Regions from separate parts of the Mus musculus genome. Here region 1 is linked to region 2. A link is a loop called in an ENCODE intact Hi-C map of the cell type or tissue named here. Cell type or tissue: gastrocnemius. All regions are shown on one strand. Each heading gives the region's core, and the rest is flanking DNA. Links, peaks and the distances in the headings are about the cores only.

What was found. Hi-C counts contacts between places; a loop is a spot of excess contacts. Peaks named below come from ENCODE experiments on the same cell type or tissue, not always from the same donor. Only the 100,000 strongest peaks of a DNase experiment are listed, where the experiment ranks them.
Region 1: a loop joins it to region 2, with 2.6 times the contacts of the local background. A loop is called at or near these places in 2 of 42 quality-filtered maps.

Annotation. Positions count from the first base shown.
Region 1 is chr16:13,932,742-13,944,557 of GRCm38, reverse strand. It overlaps Mpv17l (Mpv17 transgene, kidney disease mutant-like), which reads right to left and starts at 3,893. Exons shown (of 4, transcript NM_033564.3): 1 at 3,535-3,893. The coding sequence starts at 3,844. In gastrocnemius, for the core only: no CTCF peak of the experiment used is centred there; a DNase peak (open chromatin) is centred at 3,914; H3K4me3 peaks cover 1,094 bases; H3K27ac peaks cover 461 bases.
Region 2 is chr16:13,998,946-14,010,761 of GRCm38, reverse strand. All of the region lies in intron 1 of Bmerb1 (bMERB domain containing 1), which reads right to left. It also overlaps the pseudogene Gm15806. Among named protein-coding and RNA genes, the nearest start is that of Ifitm7, 18 kb to the right of the region's middle. In gastrocnemius, for the core only: a CTCF peak has its summit at 6,306; a DNase peak (open chromatin) is centred at 5,335; H3K27ac peaks cover 460 bases.

The sequences.
Region 1 (11,816 bases), core at 1,097-6,096, 63 kb after region 2:
ATCATTTACATGTTGCTGGTGACCCAGTAGGAAAACAAGAATATCTGTATTTTAAAACTAACGTTTAGAGGAACCCCAAATAGGAAGTGAGACCAGCCAGGCATAAAAGGCACAGCCGGATGATTCTTTATCTAAACGAAGAAGCCACAAAATGCAAGCTAACACTAGCACTGGCGAATGAGGTTGTTAATGACTTCCTTGTTTAACACTGATTCATTGATTGATTGATTGACTGATTGACTGATTGACTGATGGAGTGTGAAGGTCAGAGAGCAACTTGCTGGGATCAGTTCTCTCCTTCTACTGTGTGTGTTCCAAGGGTCACCTCAGGTTGTCAGGCTTGCCAGCAAGGGCCTTTACAAGCTGAGCCATCTTCCTTCCTGTCTCCTTATATTTTTTTTAAGTATTTAAAAAACGTTTTAGATTTATGTTATATATTTGAGTGGTTTTGCACACACATATATGTGTGTGTGTATATCTATAGATATATAGATATATAGATATAGATATATAGATATAGATATATAGATATAGATATAGATATAGATATAGATATAGATATAGATATAGATATAGATATAGATATAGATATATATGAACCACAGTGTTGTGGATGGTTGTGAGCTGCTGGGAATTGAACCGTGTTCTTTTACAAGAACAAATGTTCTTAACTATGGAGTTATCTCTCCAACACTTTCCTTCCTCCCCCCCCCCCCCCCCCCATATAACTTTGGTTGTCTTGGAACTCATTATGTAAACCAGGCTAGCCTCAAACTCACAGAGATCCTCCTGTCCCTGCCTCCCAAGGGCTGGGACTGCAGGTTGGAACCACTATGCCCAGCTCCATGCTGCTGGGGGTGGAGCCCAGTTGCTAAAAAAAGCACTCTGCCAACTAAGCTGCAGTCCTGCTCCCAATTTTGAAAAAAAGAAAAAAAATTTTTTTCCTTTTTCTTCTTCCTTTCTTTTGTTCTTTTCTTGTTTTCTTTTTTATTTGTGCTGAGATTAAACCCAGGGCCCAAGCATGGTAAACCCACCCTGAGCTACACTGCCAACCTCCCACACTAACCTCATTCCTTTAAAAAAAATAAAGGATCCTGAACATTCTAGCAACTACACATGTCCTATCAGTATATTCTAATCAGAGTTTGACATCCAAGAAACAGAGCCAAAGCCTTACTTATAAAAGACAGTGTAAACATTCTCTGATAGCCCTGATTGGGGGTGTGGGCAGGGCACAGGATAAGTGTTATTAGTCAATTGCAGGAGATCCTTAGAACAAGACTGAAAACAAAACCGAGCAAATACTGTAAGCAGTACTCTGATGGCCTTACCCAGGTAAATGCTAAGCACTTATATGTATCACATCATTTGACCCTCCTAACAATTTCCTGAGATGAGAAGACTTAATAAAAGGAGAAAAAGAAGCTGGGAGTGGTGACGCACGCCTTTAATCCCGGCACTCGGGAGGCAGAGGCAGGCGGATTTCTGAGTTCGAGGCCAGCCTGGTCTACAAAGTGAGTTCCAGGACAGCCAGGACTACACAGAGAAACCCTGTCTCAAAAAAAAAAAAAAAAAAAAAAAAAAAAAAAAAAAAAGGAGAAAAAGACAGCTAGCTAGTCATAGCGGTCCTACAAAATTAACACTCAAAAGACTGAAGCAGGAGGAGCATCGTGAGCTCAAGGCCAGACTGCAATACAAAGCATGACTTACTTTGTCTAAAAATAAAGTGTTCAGGGATGCTAACAGCAAGAACCCGGCCAGGTGACCCATTCTTTAATCCATCATTTCCCAAGGCAGATCTGACACAGGGCTTGTGTCACACAGATCTGACAGATTTGACTATCAATTTTCAAGTAGCACCTTAAACTTTCAGCTCACACACCCATGTTCCCCTTCAAGAAGCAGAGGAGACTGAACCAGAAATCTGACAGTAAGACACAGCAACAATCTAGACAGGTGATAGATGAGAAGGCCTCAGGCCTTCATGCTAGGCATCCCCCACTCCCTGGGACAGCACTGTTATCTAATCTCAGAGTAATCATACACACAATCACTATCTATACCAAGATGAAGAACATGGCTAAAAGTCTGGATCATGCTGTCTTCTGGTGAACTTCCAAGCCCTCCATGCCTGTGTTCTCATTATCTGACATGGGAATTGTGAGAGTATCCAACAAATGGTAGCTCAAAGATTAAATCGGAATCTAGCCCATCAAGTCTTAAGTCCTGGCTCCTAACCCCCTCATCACTGCACCAAGCTACAGTAAGCACTGGGATGTGTTTGCAAAGCTGGCTGAGAGATCGCTCGAGAGAACAAGGCACAGAGCTTGGGCAAATCAGAAAAAGCCTCTTGCTCTCTGGTTGTCTATTCTAACTTCACTGACCTTAGCCATGGCATTAGCTGAGACTATAACAGGCCACCAGGTCTTTGATGTTTCCTGTGGGTTATAGAAGGAAAGGAAGTTAATACAAACTCCCTATAATACCTCCCAGAGGAGGGTAAGTTTCTTCTAGATGGTTCGCCTACCTTTATTCGGTTTTAGAAGACATTAACAAGCTGAGCCTGGTGGGTCAAGAATGTCACCCCAACAACTTGGGAGATTTAAGTGGGAGAATCACAAATTCAAGACCAGCCTGAGCAACTCAGTGAGCCCCTGTCTCAGAATTAAAAACGAACTAAAGACTGCAAATATAGTTCAGTTGGCACAGCTTGAGGCCGGAGGGAGGCTTTAGGCTCAGTTGCTGGTGATCTACCATCCCCAATGACAGTCCCTGGAAAAGACTCTCCAAACACGGAGTGGCCCTCCCCAGCTGCCACTGCCTTTTAGGATACAGAAATTGCTAAGGAGACAAAAACCAAGAGACCCTTTGTTGTTCTCAGTAAACCAGGCAGAAAAGATTCCCAAAGCCAGCTCATCCAGCCCGGCTTGAAAACAGCTTCCTCATAGGTACACCACCCCCTCCCATTCTCTGTGTGACCCCACCCCAGGGAAATCTTGTTGCTCAAGCAAGACTAAGACCCTGGAAATGACTTCTGTAATCGCATATTTCACCCACTCTGCCCCCAGAGTCACCACCGATCCCATCACTTTTGAGTTAATGTGCTGGCCGCAGAGCCTCAGGTGTGGCTTTTTCTAGAACAGGTGGAGTCTAGGGATGGAGCTGCTATGGGGCTAAGCTAGGGTCTCTTGAAGATGCTTCTTTCTGGAGGAAAAGTGACCTCTCCCTCCTGAACTCTGTCAACCTCAGCCTCTCAGCTCGGACACCAACCCTCTGAATCCCTGGCACTTGGCATCTCCAGTTCCCCGGCCAGCGGCCCCCAAATTCTTCCTTCTGGAAACCTCAAGTCCTCCAATGTCCAGACCTCCGATCGCTGCTTCAGAACTTCCTTTCAGCCTTAATTCCCGGGCCGCAGAGTTGTCACCTCCTGCCTTAGCCCCAGTGGCTTTAGATCTCCGGTCTCCCCGTTCCCCGCACCCACCCCCACTCCCGAGCCTCCTGCCTGGCCTCCAGTGCCCGGCCCTGGCCCCTCACCGACGTAGAAGGCAGAGAGGGCTATCGGCCCTCCGACAGTCTGATCGCATAGCACCTTGGCCAGGACCGTGCGCGGCGCGCGGCCTGGCAGGGCGCGCTCCAGTAGGCGCAGCCACACGTAGTTGAAGTTTCCGTGGAAGGTCACGGCCAGAGTGGCCACGCGACGCGTCTGGCGCCAGTCGGCTGGGCCTCCCCGCAGTCGCTGCTGCAGGGCATCACCCGCCGAGAAGAGCCCGGCGTAGAGCAGCACGTTAGTGGGCCACGGATAGCGCCGTGCTGCCTGTGGAAACGCGCGCCACCAGCTCGCCATACCTGCCCCGGGTGCCCTCAGGGCCTGCACACCTGACTGCATGCATTTCAAGCGCCAGAGCGATTGGACCTCCCTCTGCACACCCAACCCGCTGGTCCAATCCAGTGACAGCTGGCCACCGAGAGGGCGGAGCTTCTGTGGTGATGTACGGCGTCCACCGGGATGTGACAATTTCCATGAAATTTCCAGGAGAGACATTCAGAAAACAGACTGCCTAGCATGGCATCGGTTCCCCACTACCGCAATAAAAAGTAAGAAAGCAAGCTAGCTCCAAAGTGTCAATGTACTGGAGATGCTGGCATACAGAGAATCATTCTTTTAGCACACAATACATCATCTTACTGGGTCACTATAGGCCGATGTCAGAAGAATGAATTACTGCTGGATGTGCCTATTCTGCCCTCCAGCTTGTGTCTTCGTGACCCCTGACATCCCAAAACAGGCTTGGAGACCCATGGTGTCAGTTCCAGGGGCAAGGGTGAGCATTTGGGGAGCAGGCAGAAGCTCTGACCTTGTGCAACTCATTTTCTCCATGTCTTTTTCTGCCTTACCCTCCTTCTGTGATAGCCAGCCTCTCTTCCAACACTCCCCTCTGTCTTGTTTGTTCACTGTAGTTTTTATTTTTTTAAAAAATCTAGTACCTTTAAAAAGATATTTTCTATTTATTTTTAAATATTCATTAAATTTTACTTTATGTGTATAGGTGTTTTGTCTGTATATCACTTACCATACTAAGTGCCCACAAAGTTACATACCATCATTAGCTGCCATGTGAGTGCTGGGAATTAAACCTGGGTCCTCTGGAAGAGCAACTAGTACTCTCAACCACTGAGTCATCTCTCCTGCCTATTTCAATTACTTACATTCTCTCAATCTCTCCCTCTCTCCCTCTCCCCCCCCCCTCTCTCTCTGTGTGTTGGGGGTGTGGAGATCAGAGGACAATTTTTATTTCTCTCTTTCCACTATGTAAAGTCCTGGGGACTGAATTGAGGATGTCAGGCTACTAAACCCCTTCACCAACTCGGTGCTTGAATTTTGAAATATTTTCAGACTCAGGGAAAATGTAGGAAAATTATACAAAGGAAGCCAGATGTGAGACATACCCTCTCATCCCTACACTTGGAAGGGAGGAGTGCTGAGGCAAATTGCCCAGAGTTTAAGGCAAATTGCCCACTCTAGGCTATAAAACAAGACCCAATTTCAAAACAAACAAACAAAACAAAACAAAAAACAGAAAATAAAAATATACAAATAATTCCCATATAATCTTACTTGTTTTGTTTTGTTTGAGTCAGAGCTCACATTGCCCAGGCTAGCCTCAAATTCCTAATCCTCCTTCTGCTGCTGCTTCCTAAGAGCTAAAGTTACAGGCTTGGGCCACAGTGTTCAGCTACCATATGCTCTTTGCTTGGTCCTCCCCAAGTGTGGCATCTTACATAAGTGTAGTATGATTATCAAAACAAGGAAAAATGTAGGGGTGCAATACAATCTCCCAGTTTACATGCCAATCTTACTTAAGCTGATGTGGGAAGTCACTTTCTCTCATCCAACAACCAAAGCTGGACTGCTATAGTGTTTCCTTAGGTCTTCAACCTGAACCATAGACCAATTCTCTCAAGGATTGTCACTAATTATAAGTCATTTTTTATAAGCTGAATTGTCTCCTATCATATTTTATACATTGAGGCCCTAACTTTTAGCTCTTCAGAATGTGACTATATTTGGAGACCTTAAAGAAGTGATCCAGTTAAAGTGAGGTTCTGAGCTAGGCAATACAGTCTGTACGGTGCCTTCATGAGAGGATACGGATGCAGCAAGAGACACCATGGTGAATTCATATAGAAGAAAAACATAAGATGATAACTGGCTATTTGGTCTATTTGTGGTGTCCTTGCTTGTATTTCTAAGTGGGAGTGGAGGCATAACAGTCAAGGGTTCAAGATTATTTCCAACTATACAGTGAGTCTGAGACAAGCTTGGACTCTATAGACTCTGATTTTATAAACCAAAATGAGGGGCAGCAAGGACAGCTCTGGGGTAAATGCTCATGACTTCAATCTCCAGAACCCATGTGGCAGACTGCTACAAAGTGTTCTATGACCTTCCCAAATGCCATGTGCACTTATATATAAATATGCACACAGAAAGAAAGACACAAACACAGAGAGGCAGGGAGTAAAAAAAAAGGAAGAAGGCAGTCAAGGAGAAGGAAACTGAAAGGTAAGGGAGAAGAAGGTGGCAATCTGTAGACCAAAGAAAGAGGAGTCAGAATAAAACCCATCCGACCTTCCTGAACTGTTTTGTTTTGGGTTTTGGTTTTTCGAGACAGGGTTTCTCTGTGTAGCCCTGGCTGTCCTGGAACTCACTCTGTAAAGCAGGCTAGACTCCAATGCAGAAATCTGCCTGCCTCTGCCTCCCAAGTGCTGGTGGGATTAAAGGCGTGCGCCACCACTGCCCAGACTTTTTTTTTTTCTTCCTGAACTGTTAAAAAAAGTTGTTTGAAAAATGTTTTTCTACTGCTCCTGGTCTGCAATCTTATTATCACAGTGTACACATACTAATAGATCCTTCCTCTCCAGTCCCTGGAATTCTGCCAGTGCCTGTGTGCTTTTATTGTGCCTGTTTTGTGAACCCCAAAAGACCACCAAAGAGTCGATTCTGATGCAATCGCACTAGGGTCTCTTTATTATAAGCTCGAGCTCAGGCTTACTCACTTCTGACCCTGACACAGCAGGACAGGTTGGTGAAGCAGCCCTGAGCTAGTTCCAGGACAATTGAGGCTACACAAAGAAACTGACTCAAAAAAAAAAATCAAAATTACTCTTGGTTGTATAAAATTTTCAAGATCCCGGGGCCTAGCAAACACAGAAGTGGATGATCACAGTCAGCTATTGGATAGATCACACGGCCCCCAATGCAGGAGCTAGAGATATTACCCAAGGAGCTAAAGGGAACTGCAACCCTATAGGTGGAACAACAATATGAACTAACCAGTACCCCGGATCTCTTGTCTCTAGCTGCATATGTATCAAAAGATGGCCTAGTCGGCCATCACTGCAAAGAGAGGCCCATTGGACTTGCCAACTTTAGATGCCCCAGTACAGGGGAACGCCAGGGCCAAAAAGGGGGAGTGGGTGGGTAGGGGATTGGGGGGGGGGATGGATATGGGGGACCTTTGGGATAGCATTGAAAATGTAAACGAGGAAAATACCTAATAAAAAAAATTAAAAAAAATTTTTCAAGATCAGCCTGGGCTACATGAAACTGTCTCCAGGAATAAATAAACAAATAAAATTCTTTTTTGTAATGTAGATAACACACTCTCAAGTCCTGAGGATTAAGATGTCTTTATTCAGCCCGCTATAACTCCTTCTTTCTTGAGTCTTCTCTGGCCTCACTTAATATAAACTCATCGTTTTAGCTGAAATTGCACTCCCTATTTCTCAACATGTTCAGCACATACAGATTAGAACTGAGCCCAGATGTGCTTACTAATTTTTTGATGTTTCATAATAGCAATAGTAACCCAAACTAAGACAAATTGGCACGAGGATTGGGGTACTGCTGTGACAGACCAGACCATGTTGCTTTGGGGAATACTGTTTAAAGACTTTGGAACTATGGGCTAGAAGAACCATCAAGTGTTGAGAGCTCAGCAAGCTGTTCTGTAGGCGCTTAGAAGAGTGTTGAACACTATGAAGATGATGAAGGCCTAGTTTGAGAAGTTCAGAAGAAAGCAAAGATTCTACTGGGCCATTTGTGTGAAGAATCTGTGTTTTCTGGTCAGCTAGAACCGAAGAATCAGCTGTGATTAGCATGCAAATAGAACCACTAAAGTAAAACCTTTGTTTTGTTGGGACTGTTAGGGTCCAGAAGTCACCTCACAAACCATACAAACACCAATCTCAGTCAGACAGGGATAGTTTATTGAGCACATGCCCCAGAACTGACTGATCAGGGCCATGGTTCATACTCAGTAACTGAATTGAGACATTAAATCAAGATCCAATAGGACTTCTTAAGCCTAAAATCTATAAACATCTGTGCTAAGTTATTCTACCAATCAGGATTTAGGGATGCAGGATTTCCTTAGAAACATTTATCCCACTCCCATTGGTTGGGGTATTCACCTGTAACAGGGGACTTGTCCTGCTGAACATTCATGTCTTAACTTGTTAATCAGGATGGGACCTGTCTTGTATAACATTCATGTCTTAACTTGCCAACCAGGATGTCAGTTATCAGGAAGGTCTTGAGAACTTATTCAACCTCTACTCAAAAGGAAAGTCTTATTTCAAATAACTTCTTATGATGTAGCAAAGTGTCTCTCTTATGTTGGAGTCCATCTCAGGAATAGTTGATAAAAACAAATACCATAAAAGCTTATGCTCAGGTGCAGGGAGTGCTGCTGGATGGTTAGTTTGGGTCCAAGGTTATTGTGGGTCACTATACAAAGCAGGTCTATTGATTTCTATCATGGTTGGTTTCCAAAGACACAAAACAGAATATTTAATCAACTTGGGCATGAGAAATTTTCCTAGATGACATGAAAAAGTTTCCTTATAATATAAGTAACAGCACAGAATGGCAGGCTATCTATGTAACAGTTACCTAGGTCTTAACATTCCATCTAGGCCTTAATATTTTACCTAGGCTTTTACAGGGACAATAGATGTTGATCAGCTGGAGCTGAACAATCAGCTTTAATTTAGTAGAGGCCAGTGTCATTGAGGTGTTGGAATCAGCACATGCAAGCTGTGTTCAGAGTAGACAAGGTTGTGCCTTGTGCTGGCAACCAAACTTGGTCATGTGTAAGAGTCTCCCAGATGTAACTGGTTTTGAAGGCATGAAGGGGTCATGGTGAACTCTAACGCTTGGCACTCTGACATCCCAGGAGAAGCCAACGGTGAAGGTACAGGCAGAATAGCAGTGGAAGTCTCATGACTGAAGAGGTCAGAGAGAAAATTTGAAGTTTGACATGATGAATAGAGCCCAAGAAAGACTATTTGTGAAAGTGAAGCCCAGTTGAGGCAGAAGATCCCAGAATTTGGAGATGCCAGTACTATGGTATGACCACCAAGAACAGTAGCAGCCAAAGAGTGGAACCTGTGTAAGCTTAGAACATAGATTGTATATACTGCAGAGGGCGGAGATAGAAAAGTGACCAAAACTTCTTGGAAGAGCCCAGATGATGCTGACTGAATCCCAAATATTGGATATTGAATTAGTTACACTGATGGGAGTGTGGTTTTGTTCTGTTCATATTATGACTGTGCCTTGGTTCTTCCCTCTTTGGATTAGAAAGTATTTAACATATTTTTGATTTTATAGGCATCGGCAGTTGAGGGACTTTGAATTTTTAAAAGAGATTTTGAGTGGAGATTTCCCTGCAGGCTCTACAACAGACAGGGAACAGATTATTAGGGTGAGGTAAGAATGAAACTCAGCTCAGCCTGATTTTATTGTAGGCAGTGCTAGACCAGGACTTCTAGAGTCTGGCCCAGATCTTGTACTTCAGACATGTTTAAGTACAGCATAATTTTGGAAAAAAAATGTTTACATAACAATTAACTCAGTCCCAATTGCACAACCATTTAATACATGTTTACAATGAGATTTTTTACAATGTACACCTGACTTCTTTCACAAGAATGTTTACTGTTGACTCAGAGATAGTGCCCAAAATTTAGGGTCTAGGGAGAATGACTGAGGCATGTTAGCGTCAGGATTGGCCTACCCTAAAAAACATAGAGGTGTATGAAGTGGAAACCTAATGGTTCTTTGGAAAGTCAGTTGGATGGTGTTTTTGGTGTTTTGCTGGAGCAAACAAGTGAAGGAACATTTAGCTGAAGTGAACACAAATGAAGGAGAGAGAGAGAGAGAGAGAGAGAGAGAGAGAGAGAGAGAGAGAGTGATATTGAGAGATAGTGGTGTATATGGCAGTTTCACCAGGACAGTTTTACAGAGACAGGTTACAGAGAGAACAAGCTAGAAGACAGAGAACAAAGTGAAGAACAATGAGCCAGAGAATGAGAATGAGCCAGAAGGTTAGAACACATCTCCAAAGTTAGTGTGAGGCCCGGCAGAACAATTCAGACAGAAGCCAAGACAAGCCAGATTGAATTAGTCATCTTGGAAGATTAGATTGTATGGAGGCTAGAAGCTTCCAGGCCTTGGGATATAGCTAGAACAGAGAAGGAAACACTCTGGGCTCAGTCCAAGCTGTGTGGTCACACAGCTTGGGTACAGCTCTCTTCTCAACCCTTCATCTGAGAAGTCACTTAGGATGTTGTAAAGCGTAAGTAATGTCACTTGTAAGAACAAATTTTATGGTCTAAAAGTAGTACTCAAGATTTACTGGAAAGGGTCTAGACTAAGTAAAAACACAATTTCTGGGAGATACAGACAGAGTCTGCCTCATCAGTCAGCAAGAAGCTATAAAACTGCATCATTCCTGGCATTCCAGGAAGAGCAGCTGTATACCTCATTACACTGAAGAGGTGAGTTATGTGTTTAACTGGCTGGCTTCTTCAGGGCTGATCTGTGTGCACAAGGCCTCTTTGCTGTATACAATACTGGCTTTGAAAAGACTTTAAATTTTTATAGAGACTAAAATTTTAAAGTGTTTGAATTTTGTAAAGACTATTGTATTTTTAAGTTTGCAATGTTTTAATATTTGTGAAAAATATTTATATTTACTAACATGAGATCTTTGGGATGAACCAAAAAAAAGGAAATATTATATTTTAAAAAGCATTATGTGTCAAGCTGACAAAGGGTCAATTGTACTCGATAATTTTATGTCAACTTAATACAAGCTAGTCATCTGACAGGAGGGAACTCTGAGAAAATACCTCCATAAGTTTGGACTGTTGCCAAGCCTGTAGAACACTGTCTTAATTAGCGATTGATGAAGGAGGGCCCAGCCCATTGTGAGTGGGATCATACCTGGGCTGGTAGTCCTGGATTCTATAAGCAAGCAAGCTAAACAAGCCATGCTGAGTAAGCCAGTAAGCAGAATCCTCCCATGGCCTCTGCATAAGCTCCCATCTCCATGTTCCCGCCACATCTGAGCTCCTGTCCTAACTTCCTTCAGTAATGGATTATGACTTTGGAAACATAAACCAGTTAAACTGTTCTTCCACAACTTGATTGTGGTCATGGTTTTTCATCACAGCAACAGTGACCACAGCTAAGATGCCAGGCATTTGGCCATTTGTGTACTCATTCATTCATTTAATACATATTTATCATCTACCATTGTAGGCCAAGCAATGATGCAGAAAGGATTTGTGTTTGTAGTAGCATTAAAAAATTGAATTCTTAAGTGGGTGGAAATTATTCTGATTTGTGAAAATAAATTTCTTCTAATTATTCCTACATAATTCTCTTAACCAAATTCACTAGCAAAAAAAAAAAAAAAGCAGAATTCAGCTCTTTGGGATGTATGTATATGTGTTTGTAGGTTTATGCACTTGTATGTCCGTGACCAGGTGAAGACAACAGGTATCGTCCAACTTACTTTTTGAGACAGAATTTCTCACTGAACTAGGAGCTCATTTACTCATCTAGGCTAACTGGACCGTGAGTTCCCAAGATCCTCCTGTCTCCCATCTCAAAGGCTGGAGCTAGAGACACACTTTACTTTGCCTAGCTTTATATGTGAGTGATGGAGATCTGATCTTACATCCTTATAATTGTGATGCATTTTATTGAGTGGGCTATCTCCCTTGCCCCAAATTCAGTTTTTGGAAAAGGACACTAAGGATTGCAATATGGGAGAGGGAATGGTTGTTAGGCAAAATAGAAGCTGTCACGTTTCCTTTATATTCAAATAATTTTTGGCATAATAATATCCCAGGAAATATCTAGAGCATACTTATTCTAAAGATCATCTGTCCAAAATGTAACAATAACTGAATATACTATATTTTTAATCTCTTTTGGTAAACTATAGAGGAATGGGACTAAT
Region 2 (11,816 bases), core at 4,086-9,085:
TGAAGCTGAATCACCTATGCGCTTGCCCGGAGGACACTCTTCACTGATTTGCAACCCGCTCCTCCTGACTCCTACTTTTGCCAAGCCTATTGGATATCATACCGGGCCAGCCACAACAGTGCAATTCTGCATTTAAATTCTCATGTTCAACTAGAAGCAGACTGTCACAGGAAAACGCATCTCAGCAAAGGACAATGTTTGTCACTAATTTGACCTGGCCGGATGTTTGTCAGAAACCAGGAACACTAATAACACTGAAGATATTAAAAAGATAACATAATAAAAATAGCAATAATCGGGCCCATTGGACACACAAACTTTATATGCCCCAGAACAGGGGAACGCCAGGGCCAAAAAGGGGGAGTGGGCGGGTAGGGGAGTGGGGGGTGGGTGGGTATGGGGGACTTTTGGTATAGCATTGGAAATGTAAATGAGCTAAATACCTAATAAAAAATGGAAAGAAAAAAAATAGCAATAATCGTAGACATTTTCAACAGTCAGAAAAAAAAAAGGTTCAGACATTAACTATGGTCCTTTCAGAGTACACAATGGGAAGGTCAGGCAAGAGTCCGAAGGTTCAATTTCTTGACAGTGAAGACCTCTGAAACAGGTCATTCTTTGAAATGAAGCCTGGAGCTAAGGATGTGGCTCAACTGGCAAAGTACTTGCCTAGCATGCACAAAGCCCTGGGTCTGATCCTTAACATTTTGTAAATCTCAACTCTTCTACACAAAGCCGGGCAGTGCTGGATCGAGTGTGCTTCACCAGAGCTGCCCTGGTGAACATTGGTGGCTTCTGGGAGACCCCACTTTTCTGTGCTGACACCAGGAGAGTCCCAGGCTAAGGAGAGTGGCTGACAGCACTGGCTATCAATGGCTGTCACTGGGTCTTCTTTCAGATGTCTTTCTCGACTCCCTTCCACTGTTCATCTCCACCTCCCCTGTTGAGGAGGCCGTTGAATGCTTCAGAACCTTACAGGTGCCTTTCATCACATACCCATTACAGTCTAATTCTGCCATCACTGCTGTGCTCAAAGTGGGCTGTGCGTGCAGCTTTCTGCTGTCACTCTGCCTCGTTCCTGCTCAGTCTGTCAGTCTGTTCACATCATGGGAGAGTATCCATCTGGATGCTTTCTTGTGTGTGAAAGAGTGCATGTTCATGGTCGATGTGTGTGTGCATGTATGTGCACACATGTGTGCACATGCATGTCTGTGTGTCTGCATGTGTTTACATGTGTGTCTTTGTGTGTCTGTGTCTGTGCATGTGCATGCATGCATGCATGTATGTATCTGTGTATGCATGCAGGTGTGTATGTGTGTCTATTCAGTGCAGGTACAAGTGCTTGTATGAGCACCTATATATGGGGACCAGAGAACAATGTCAGCTATCATTCCTCATCTTGGTCTTTTGAGATAAAGTATCTTACTAGAACCAAACACTCATCAAGTAGGCCACAAAGCTAGCTAACAAGCTCTAAGGATTGCCTTGTCTTTGTCCCTTGGCTCTGGGATTACAAGAAAATGCCACCATGCCTAGCCTGGCTTTCTTATGTGAGCTGTGGAACGTGAAGTCAGGTCCTTGTGCTTGTAAGGTAGTTTAACAGGTGGGCTTTCTTATCTCCCCAGCCTCTTGGTCTTGGGCCTTAGCACGGAGTTATGTCTAGTCACCAGTGCTTACTCCCAGCCATTAGTAATGGTCTCTCTGGTCTTAGGTGCTTCCTTGCAGTGATAGTCTGAGTAGGTATCAGGGAAGAAAAACTCTGTGAAAGACAGGAAGGGTATGAAATATGGTTGCTTCTTTGGGTTCTTTCCAATGGATGGCTTGAGAAGGCCCCATCATTGTGTGAGGTCACCACTGCTCTGTACCTAAGCAGTTAAGAATTAATCACAGATCATAGATCATCTTATAATGATTACAAGTTAGAGAACAGAGGAAAAATCAGTTAAGTATTAGCAGAATGAGTCATAAGTTGGATACTGTGGTCTGGTTTCAATATAAATTGACTTTATAAAATATGTTCAAATATCTTATTAGCCATATGCATTTGCCTGAACAGTAATTAAATTTTGGAATGAGGAGACTTTTTTTCTTTTTCTTTTAAAGTGTGTGTGAGCATGCAAGTGGGCACACACATTACAAAGCACATCAGTCCTTGTCTTTCCACCTTGTCTGAGTCAGAATCTCTTTGCTGTCGTGTAAGCCAAGCTAAGTGACCCCAGGACTGACCCCTGTGTCCACTGATATTATTACCGACGTTGTGCTGCTGTCTCCAGACCCAAAATCCACGTGGCCAGGCTTGCACACTCAGCCATCTCTCCAGCCCTTTAAGGGAGCTTCTTTTGGTTTTGTCTTATTTTCTGGCAGAGTCTCACATAGCCCAGGATGACCTTATTATTGTAATTAAAGATGACTTTGAACTGTTGATCCTCCTGCCTCTACTACCCACATGCTGGGTGTCTGCATCCACCCCCAGTTATGTGGTACAAAATCCAGGACCTTGCATGTGCTAAGCAAGTACTCTTACCAACTGAGCTCTGTTTCCAAGCCTAAAAATGCTTTTAGCTTCCAAAGGTCTTCTCCTCTGAAACTGAGAAGCCTTTCCTTACAGAGACACTTGACCCAGTTTCCACTATTGCTGGACTAGCGCTTTACACTGAGTGGGTCCTTAATAAGTTCTAGACTGGACTGAAGACCCCTGAGATGTTAGGAGAACAATTTGTCATTATTCAATTAATAGGAAGCCAAGTTTCAGAGCCGGAGAAGCATGACCATGTGTGTTGCTGACAATCAAGCCCCTTGCACATTTGAGAAAACTACCATCCTGTTACCCCATATCTCTCTTTTCAAGTTGTAACAAAAGAAAAAGAGGGTCTTGGTATTTTTCTTGAAAAATACAAACTATGTTTGATCAAGCCCAAGCAAGAAGAAATCATAGAACTCAACATACAAAGATAAAAAACTTTTCATATTTTTCCTCTCCTTTTTTGTTGGGAGCACAAAGATCCTTTCGCCCACAGACCACTAAGGAAATCAGGAATGTTAAACATGCAGGGTTGTCTTTTCAGTGAAAAAAAAGATATATAATCTGTTTTCTACCCAAAAAGCTGTGAATGGAGGCAGTTAATAGCCAGGTGATCTGCATGATCTGAAGGATCTGGCCGTATTCAGCTCCCACAAGCAGGACCGCAGGTGGCTAATATTCGCAGTGACCTTTGCCTTATTTGTATGGCCAGGGGCTCCTCTAGGCTCCCACAGTCAGGGCTGGAGGTGGCTAACAACCCAAAAGACCTCTACACTATCTGTATGACTAAGCTCACACCAGATTCTCCCCTAAGCCCTTAAGCTAGTATTTGTAATCTATCTCTAGAACCCCTCTTCTTAGAAGAAATGACATGTACTGTCAGTTGAGTTTCTATGTAATTATGCCTACTTGTGTACCCAGGGTTGTATTACACTAGGAACCTTTTTTTCTAAATTGTACTGTGCTTAAATATGCGTACAATAATCTCCTTGGGGCCAGATCATGAAGTTTAAACCAACCCCACTTTACTAAATTGTGCCGAGCCTTCTTGCCTCTTAAGGTTCATTTCTCTTCCAGCAGTAGAGTTTACAGGGACCCCCAATTTTTTTCATGTGATTAACTCAGTTATTTGTTTGTTTAAAAAGAAAAAGAAAGCTTTGGAGATGGCTCAGCCAGTAAATCATAAGGATTTTTGTTTAATTCCTAGGGCCCATATAAATAGCCAGATGCAACAGTGTGTACCTGTGATCACAGACCCAGGAAGGTGGAGGCAGGTGGATCCCTGGGTGTTGCTGAGCAAGCGCTAGGCCAGTGAAGGTCCCTTTCTTAAAAAGCATGGTAGCCAACTCCTGAGGAAAAACATCCACTGTTGACCTCTGGCCTCCACATATACACCACACACACATATGTGCACTTGTACACACATGAACCGACACGCATAACAAAGAGAGTCATAGCTAATGCCAGCATTCTAGAAGGAGTTCTAAAGGACGGTGAGAAAGGATGTTATGTCAGAGGACTTCTGCACGAACTAAATGGCTGAGCTCTTACTGGGATTTACCAAATGTCTGTAATGGTAGCAGAGAGAGCTCCCCTAGAGTCTTCCCTTTGCCACAAACATGAACACCATACAGAAAATGGCACCTATCAAAACTAAGAATATAAAATCTGAAAATATAAAACTAATAATATAATGCCTCAAAGTTTCTAGGATCCCCACTTATGTCTCCTTTCCCTGTCAAAGGCCCAACACAACACTCCATGTTGCTCTCAGCATCTTATCAGCAACCACTTGTCTTAACCCTAACCGATGGCTTCAGCTCCTTTTTTTTCCTTGTATTGCTTCATTAACATGGGCATTTCTTTCTCGTGCCTTTAAAGGATACTAACTGAACACAGACAAATGCTAGGCCAATATGCCAAATGATTCCCACTCAGAATAGAAGGGGAACCAATATATAAACTCCTCTGTCTTGGTTAGGGTTTCACTGCTGTGAGGGACACCATGACCCAGGCAACTCTTATAAAAAAGAAAACATTTATTTGGGGTTGACTTCCATGGTGCTGGAGGTGCCAAGAGTTTTACATCTTGATCCAAAGGCAGCCAGGAGGAAACTGTCTTCTACACTTGGGTATAGCTTGAGCTTATATGTGTGACCTTTGAAGCTCACCTCCACAGTGACACTTTTCCCCCCAACAAGGCCACACCTTCTAATAGTGCCACTCATTATGGGGCAAGCATTCAAACACATGAAATCTATGAGGGCCATTCCTGTTCTAACCACCACATCCCATAGGCTTACAGCCATAACATAATGCAAAATGCATTTAGTCCAACTTCAAAAGTCTACATAGTCTATCACAGTCTCAATAATGTTTAAAAGTCCAAAGTTAGAAGTCTCTTCTGAGACTCATGTGATCTCTTAACTGTAATACATATAAAATCAAAATCAAAAAGCAGATCGCATACTTTCAACATATCAAGGCACAGAATATACATTCTAAAATGTCATAGTAAGGAAATACTGGGCCAAAGCAAGACTGAAAACCAGATGGACAAACTCCAACTCTGCATTTCCATGTCTGATGTCCAACTCCTTCCAGCTACAATGACAGCAAGACACTTCTTGATCTTGGGCATGTTCAACTTCCTGTTAGCAGCTTTCCTTGGCAGGTATTCCACAGCTCTGGCATCGCTAACATCTGAGAGTCTCCAAGGCAACTTTAACTTCACAGCTTCTTGTTCCAGTGTCTGGGATCCACACGTGATCTTCTGAGATCCTCCAAAGGGCTTGGGGCACTTCGCCAGCTCTGCCCTCTGTAGCACTCTAGGCTCTGGCTGACTCTCCTCCTCTGCTGCTGCTGTTCTTGGTAGTCATTCCGTGGTACTGGTATCTACAATATGCTGGGGTCTCTGCTGCCACTAGGCTGCACTTTCACCAATAGCCTCTCATAGGCTTTCTTCACAGTGCCAAGTCTCAACTTCCTTGCATGACCCCTTTAGTCCTGGGCCTTCAACTGCCACTGAAGCTGCACCTCCACCAATGTCCTTTGTAGCTGCTTGTATTACAAATGCAAATTATGTTCTCCCCAAAACTATTTGCACAAGAGGGTCTGCACATAGCTTCTAGAACCCTGCCTGAGTTGGTTCTGTTTGGTAAATTAAGGTGTCAGCACCTAGTAGTTGGGGAGGACAGACAGAGGTGGGATTTTAGGGTTTCTCGGGCTTGAGACTGGGAGAAGAGAAAGAGGAGAGCCATGCTGTAGGAGAGTGTGGAGAGAGGAGAGGCACAAAGGTTGCCATGGGGTGGAGAATGAAGAAGAGCACTCTGGACTCTGCCCCTCAGTACCTCAGAGGCAAGCTCTTTGGACATGGTGATCTTTGTTCCATTTGTAAAATGTTGGTCCCAGGACTAGGATATAGCTCAATTGGTGAATATTAAAAACTCTGAATTCTATCTTCAACATTGAAACCAAAAAAAAAAAATAGATATCGACTTCATAATCTCCCAACTTAGGAGGTAGGAACAGGAGGGCCAGAAATAAAGGGACATGGACAATTTGCACAATCACTCAAAACAAAAGAGAAAACAAAAAAACAAAAACCAACAAAGCAGGCCTGGGGCACACACCTGTAATCCCAGCATTCAGTTAGAGGCAGAAAGATCAGAAGTTCAAAGTCATGTTCAGTCATTTATCTAATGCAAAGTCAACAGCAGCTAGAGCAGAGCTGAGGTCAGCTTTGCCTCAATACACAGGCTCTATGCACTCAAAGAGTTCCAGTCTGCAGCAGCTAGGTAGCGCTGCAGCTCAGGCACAGCTGCAGCTCAGGCACAGCTGCAGCTCAGGCACAGCTGCAGCTCTGGCACAGCTGCAGCTCAGGCATGGTGTGCTTGCCTACCACATGCTAGGGCCAACACTGCAGAGCTGTGAAACAGCCAAGAAACGCCCTCCTTGTGTGTTTATACAGTCATTTGCAAATTCATTGACTACACTCTCCGCCTCTTTTTCTTAGAAACTTATTAACAACTGTGACTCTTCAGAAAAAGATTTACAAAACACTGCCTCAGAAAAAGGCAAATTGCTACCGGGAAATTCTGTTTAAACTCTGCCTCTGATAGGCTTCTCTGTGGTACCTTTAGATCAGCATGTACCAGGCCGGTAAGCAGAAGCACACGGAGGGTTAGACATTTTTAGAAACTTGTTAATGCCCAGTAACCCGACCTCTTTAGGAACTGACACATGAATTTTCATGGTTGCTTAGGAATCAAATATCTCTATGCAATCATCAGGTATGTGAGAATTCCTATGATGTGCCAGCACCTGTGTTAACACAAGGATTATCTGACCTGCCAGCCAGGCAGGCTGTCAAAGCTGTGACCCTGAGCTGAAAATACGTGCCCACAGTGGACATTTTTAGTTTGTGGAACAGCTAAATTTGGTAACAGAAAGTATGGGGTGAATTTTGTCTCAGTTCACATCAAACTTCACATCTATTTGAGGTTTTTACAAAGCGAATAAAGCACCAGGCACTAAGGAGCAAGTGAGAATATCTGGGGTTTCAGTTACCTTTCTGCACCCTTTAGACTCCAGGGTTTCAAGGATCACTGCTCACCGGACCAGGTTTTGTATGAAATCACTCTTGGGTCTGGAGATGTGACTTACTTAATAGTGTTCCTAACTAGTACAAAGGTCTGGGTTCCAGACCCAGCACTGCAAAGACAGGCAGTACACACCTGTGGAAGGATTAGAGGTTCAAGGTCGTCCCCTGCTGCAGAGTTAGTTGGGTTTTTTTGGGGTGTTTGTTTGTTTTTTGTTTGTTTGTTTTCGAGACAGGGTTTCTCTGTGTAGCTATGGCTGTCCTAGAACTCACTCTGTAGACCAGGTTAGCCTCGAACTCAGAAATTTGCCTGGCTCTGCCTCCCAAGCGCTGGGATTAAAGGCGTGCGCCACCATGCCTGGCGCTGCAGAGCTAATTGAAGCGAGCCTAAGATGTTACTAAGTCCCTGGCTTCTCCGGAATGCACATAAATGATTTAGGAAAGGTGTGTGCTTCCCTGGAGCTTGTGTGTCTGTGGAAAACACTGTCTGGAGGTCACAGCTGCCGATGGGGAAGAGGTAACAGCATACAAATTATTCTGGCCCACATGCAGATTCTGTCGTGTCTTGCAGGAGGCCAGTCCCTCTGGGAACATCCATCCCTACATCCCCATAAACCACATGGTCCTGGGTTCCTGACTACATGGTCGTTTGGGGTCCTTCCGGTCCTTTTAATCATGGTATCCCATGGAACAGTGGGTAGACATCTGGATCAGATGTTTCCTGAGGGTTTCACGCTGTGATTAGATTGAAAAATGGACTTTTTCTTTCTTGCTTTCTTTCTTATAACAATTTATTTAGTTTATGTGCGATGGTGTTTTGCCTGCATGAATATCTGTGTGAAGAGATCAGATTGGTTGAAACTGGAGTTGCAGACAGTTGTGAGCTGTCATCTGGGTGCTAGGAATTGAACCCTGGTTCTCTGGAAGAGTAGCCAGTGTTCTCAACTGCTGAACCATCTCTTCAGCCCTGGGACTTTTTTTTAATTCAAGTTAGTTTTTTGTTTGTTTGATTGATTGATTGATTGATTGATTGTTTTCTTTAAAGACTGAGTCTTACATAGCCCAGGCTAGCCTCAAATGCATATGTAGTGGAGGATGGTCTTGGATTCTGACCTTCTGCCTGTCTCTCAGGCAGATTATAGGCACATACCATCATGCCTGGTTTATACAGTGCGAAGCATAGAACACAGGGCTTTGTGTGTGCTAGGCAAACGTAGTGAGCTACATCCTAGCCTTGCTTTTTGGTTCTTTCAACACACACACACACACACACACATTCAGACTGACTTCTGTTACTGCCCAGACCTTGGGAATATTGTCTTCCCTCTAAACTGCAGGCCTCTAGTCCACTCTGAAAGGAAAATAGAGGACTGTATTAAATTCAACTTGGGGGACTCCAAAGTGCAGCCAGAGATGGCAACCCTGTACGGATAAGTGTACCTCAGCATCCCTGTTTAAGTTCTATGCCTGATAGCAGTAATAGAAGCAACTGAGAATTAACGTGGAGAATATGCATAAGGTGCCACTGGAGAAGATAAAGGACCTCTAAATGCTTAGGAGCACCTAATATATCAGAATACTAGCAGGATCGGCCATTGGTACCTTTTCTTCCTCCTCCCCTTCCTCCTTTTCCTCTTCCTCCTCCTTCTCTTCCTCCTCCTTCTCCTCTTCCTCCTCGTTTTCCTCTTCCTCCTCCTCTTCCTATTCTTCCTCCTCTTCCTACTCCTCCTCTTCTTCCTCCTCCTTCTCCTCCTCCTCCTCCTCCTCTTCCTCCTCCTCTTCCTCCTCTTCCTCCTCCTCTTCCTCCTCTTCCTCCTCCTCCTCCTCCTCCTCCTCCTCCTCCTCTTCCTACTCCTCCTCTTCTCCCTCCTCTTTCTCCTCCACTTCATCAAAGAAATGCTAATTTCAATTTGGAAAAAAGAAAGAAAAGAAAAAGAAATGAGGCTGGAAGCTGGCCTATCCTGGGAAAGCACTTGCATGAGGACCTGTGTTCTATCCCCAGAACTCGCATATGCCTGTGATAGCTAGCCTTACAACCTGAGATCAACGCCCAGGACCCACATGTGGAAGGAGAGAACCATCTCTGCAAACTCTCCTGTGACCTCCACAGATGACCTGTGCCATTCTTACACACACTTGCTGAGATGTCGTTTAACACCCAGGGTGCTAGGAGGTGACCATACAGAGACATGATTTTGTCCCTGGGAACTGATCCTGTTGCAGAGATAGCTTTGAGGCAACTGGCTGGGCTGACTAGGGGCCCCAGCCAGGGCTCGTATGTACAGGGTACTACAAGTCAGCCACCTGAAATATTTTTGGCTGTAAGTGAAAGTGACAATTTCCCCTTTGCTTCAATTTGTTGAAAGCAGTGAATTTTCTAGGCTGGAAAACTTGGAGGGAAACCAAAGTCATTCTGTAGGGAAGTTTTCTCTTGCTTCTAGAAGTTCCTAATCGTGTTTACCTTGGCTTGACTCTGAGCACATGCAACAGTTTTGGTGGCCAGTGGTGTGTGTGTGTGTGTGTGTGTGTGTGTGTGTGTGTGTGTATGCACACATACTCAAGCATGTGCCTGTACACATACATATGTGTGTACACACACGTGTACAAAACACTGAGACATTGGCAGTTAAAGACAGAGGGATGGAGATGAAGAAAGGAGATAGGAATATTATTAGACTGGAGTATCTGCATCCTAAACTCAGGTTTTTATGGCTGTGGGGTGGAGCCCAGTGATGGAGTGAGGACTAGTTTTTGTTACCCATCTACAGATGGGTGTATACACAGAATGTAGCCTCCTGTAAGTGCAACATTTAGCAGCAAGGTTTGAAATGCTAGAACTCAGGGGATCCTTGAAAAGATGATGTGAAGAAATGAGCCAGGCACAAAAGATCACATGTTGGATGAATTCTATTTATATAAAAATATGCATCCGAAGGGAAAAGAGCACAGTGGGCACTAATGACCTGGGGAAGAGGCACAGCGAGGCTTAGAACATGTTAGCCTGAAGTGGGAACATAGGGCGCCATGGCATTCGAGGAAATGGCAGAAATAGGGAGGGTACTTGGACCTCCTCATGCTTTTATACCCTGAAGACTGAGTGACAGGTGTCCTGTCCTACACCCAAAGGACAGAAATGTCACACAGGGAATTGGGGAGGGCTCAATCAATAAAATGCTTGCTGCAGAAGCACAAGAACCTGATTTTGATTCTTTGAAGCCATGAAAAAAGTCAGCGACGTGTAATTCCAGTATTGGGAAGCCAAGAAAGGCGGGTCCCTGGGGTTGACTAGTTAGCCAGCCAGTCTACGTCAGTGAGGGACCCTGACACATGAACAAAAACAAGGTGGGCAGTGTCTGAGGAATAACAGCTGGGCTCGACTTCTGACCTCCACATACTCCTATGACACTTCACCACACGGTCCCAAGAGAGCTCAAAAGTCTTAAATGCTTAAACACCTGGAATATTTTACGGTGACATGGTCCTTAAACTCACAGTAATCTTCCTGTGTCAGCCTTCAAAGTACTGGAATTATAGGTATAAGACACCATATCCCAGCGTATAAATGGTTGAAATCATCCTTTTTTTTTTCCTCCTATAGTGCAAGGGATGGAGACCTGGGCATTATGTATACTGGGTCAGCAGTCTACTCTTGAACTACATTCCTAGCCTGAAACCTTTTCAGCACCAATTCAAGTTGAAAATTCCATACCAAGTGTGGATGGAGTAACAAGTCCTAATCGATACAGAAATACACTAAAAATATGGTAGTAAATGATTTGTCTGTATGTATATGGAAGATCTGAAACATTGAATTTAGTGTTTAGGCTTGGGCCCCATCACCAGGACATCTCATTGTGCATATGCAAATATATGCAAATATTTCAAAATCAGCATTCAAAATACTTCTGGTTCCAGATGTTCCAGATAAGGGATATTCAACCCATATGGATAAATTCTTAACCTTTTCTCTTGTTATCATCACTTGTTGTTGGGCTGTCAGTCATGAACCTAGCAATAGGATAGAGAAGATCTCTTTCCTGTAATCCCAGCAGTTTTCTTTAGGGTTGAACAAATGTGTCAGAATGAGGCAGCTAATGTTTGCCCCACTCTATGAATGCACTAAGTGGTGATACATTAGGAAAAGGTCTGGGGCTCTAGCTCAGTTGGGGTGGTTCGTAGCTGGGCCAAAGCCTGGAGCCCATTTCCAGCACCTTATAAACCACATGTGAGAGTGTGCTTTAATCTCAATGCCAGAAAGTAGAAACAGGATCATATATGCAAGGCTGACTTCAGTCACCTATCAAGTTCCCAGGCAGCCTGAGACCCTGTCTCAAAAGAAAAAAGGGGGAAAAAAAAGCAAATTTGAAAAGAATTGTGCCAGTTACTACTTTTAACTTGACCTGGACTAAAATCATGTAGGAAACTAGCCTCGGAGCAAGCCTGTGAGGCACTATGTGGATTAGATAAACAGATATGGGAAGGAAAATCTGCCTCAATTGTGGTTAATACTGAGATTCTCAAGAGAAAAACTAGTTCCACAATTTTGAGCCAAATCTGAAGCAAGGCTTTAATTAATTAAATACCGACTAGGATAGACCCTGGTCAGGTCCACCCTGGGGTCCCAGGGAGTGGATACGGTTATGTTTTGTAGGGGCTTAAAACAGCAGAATCCATAAGTCAGTGCATTTCCCATCA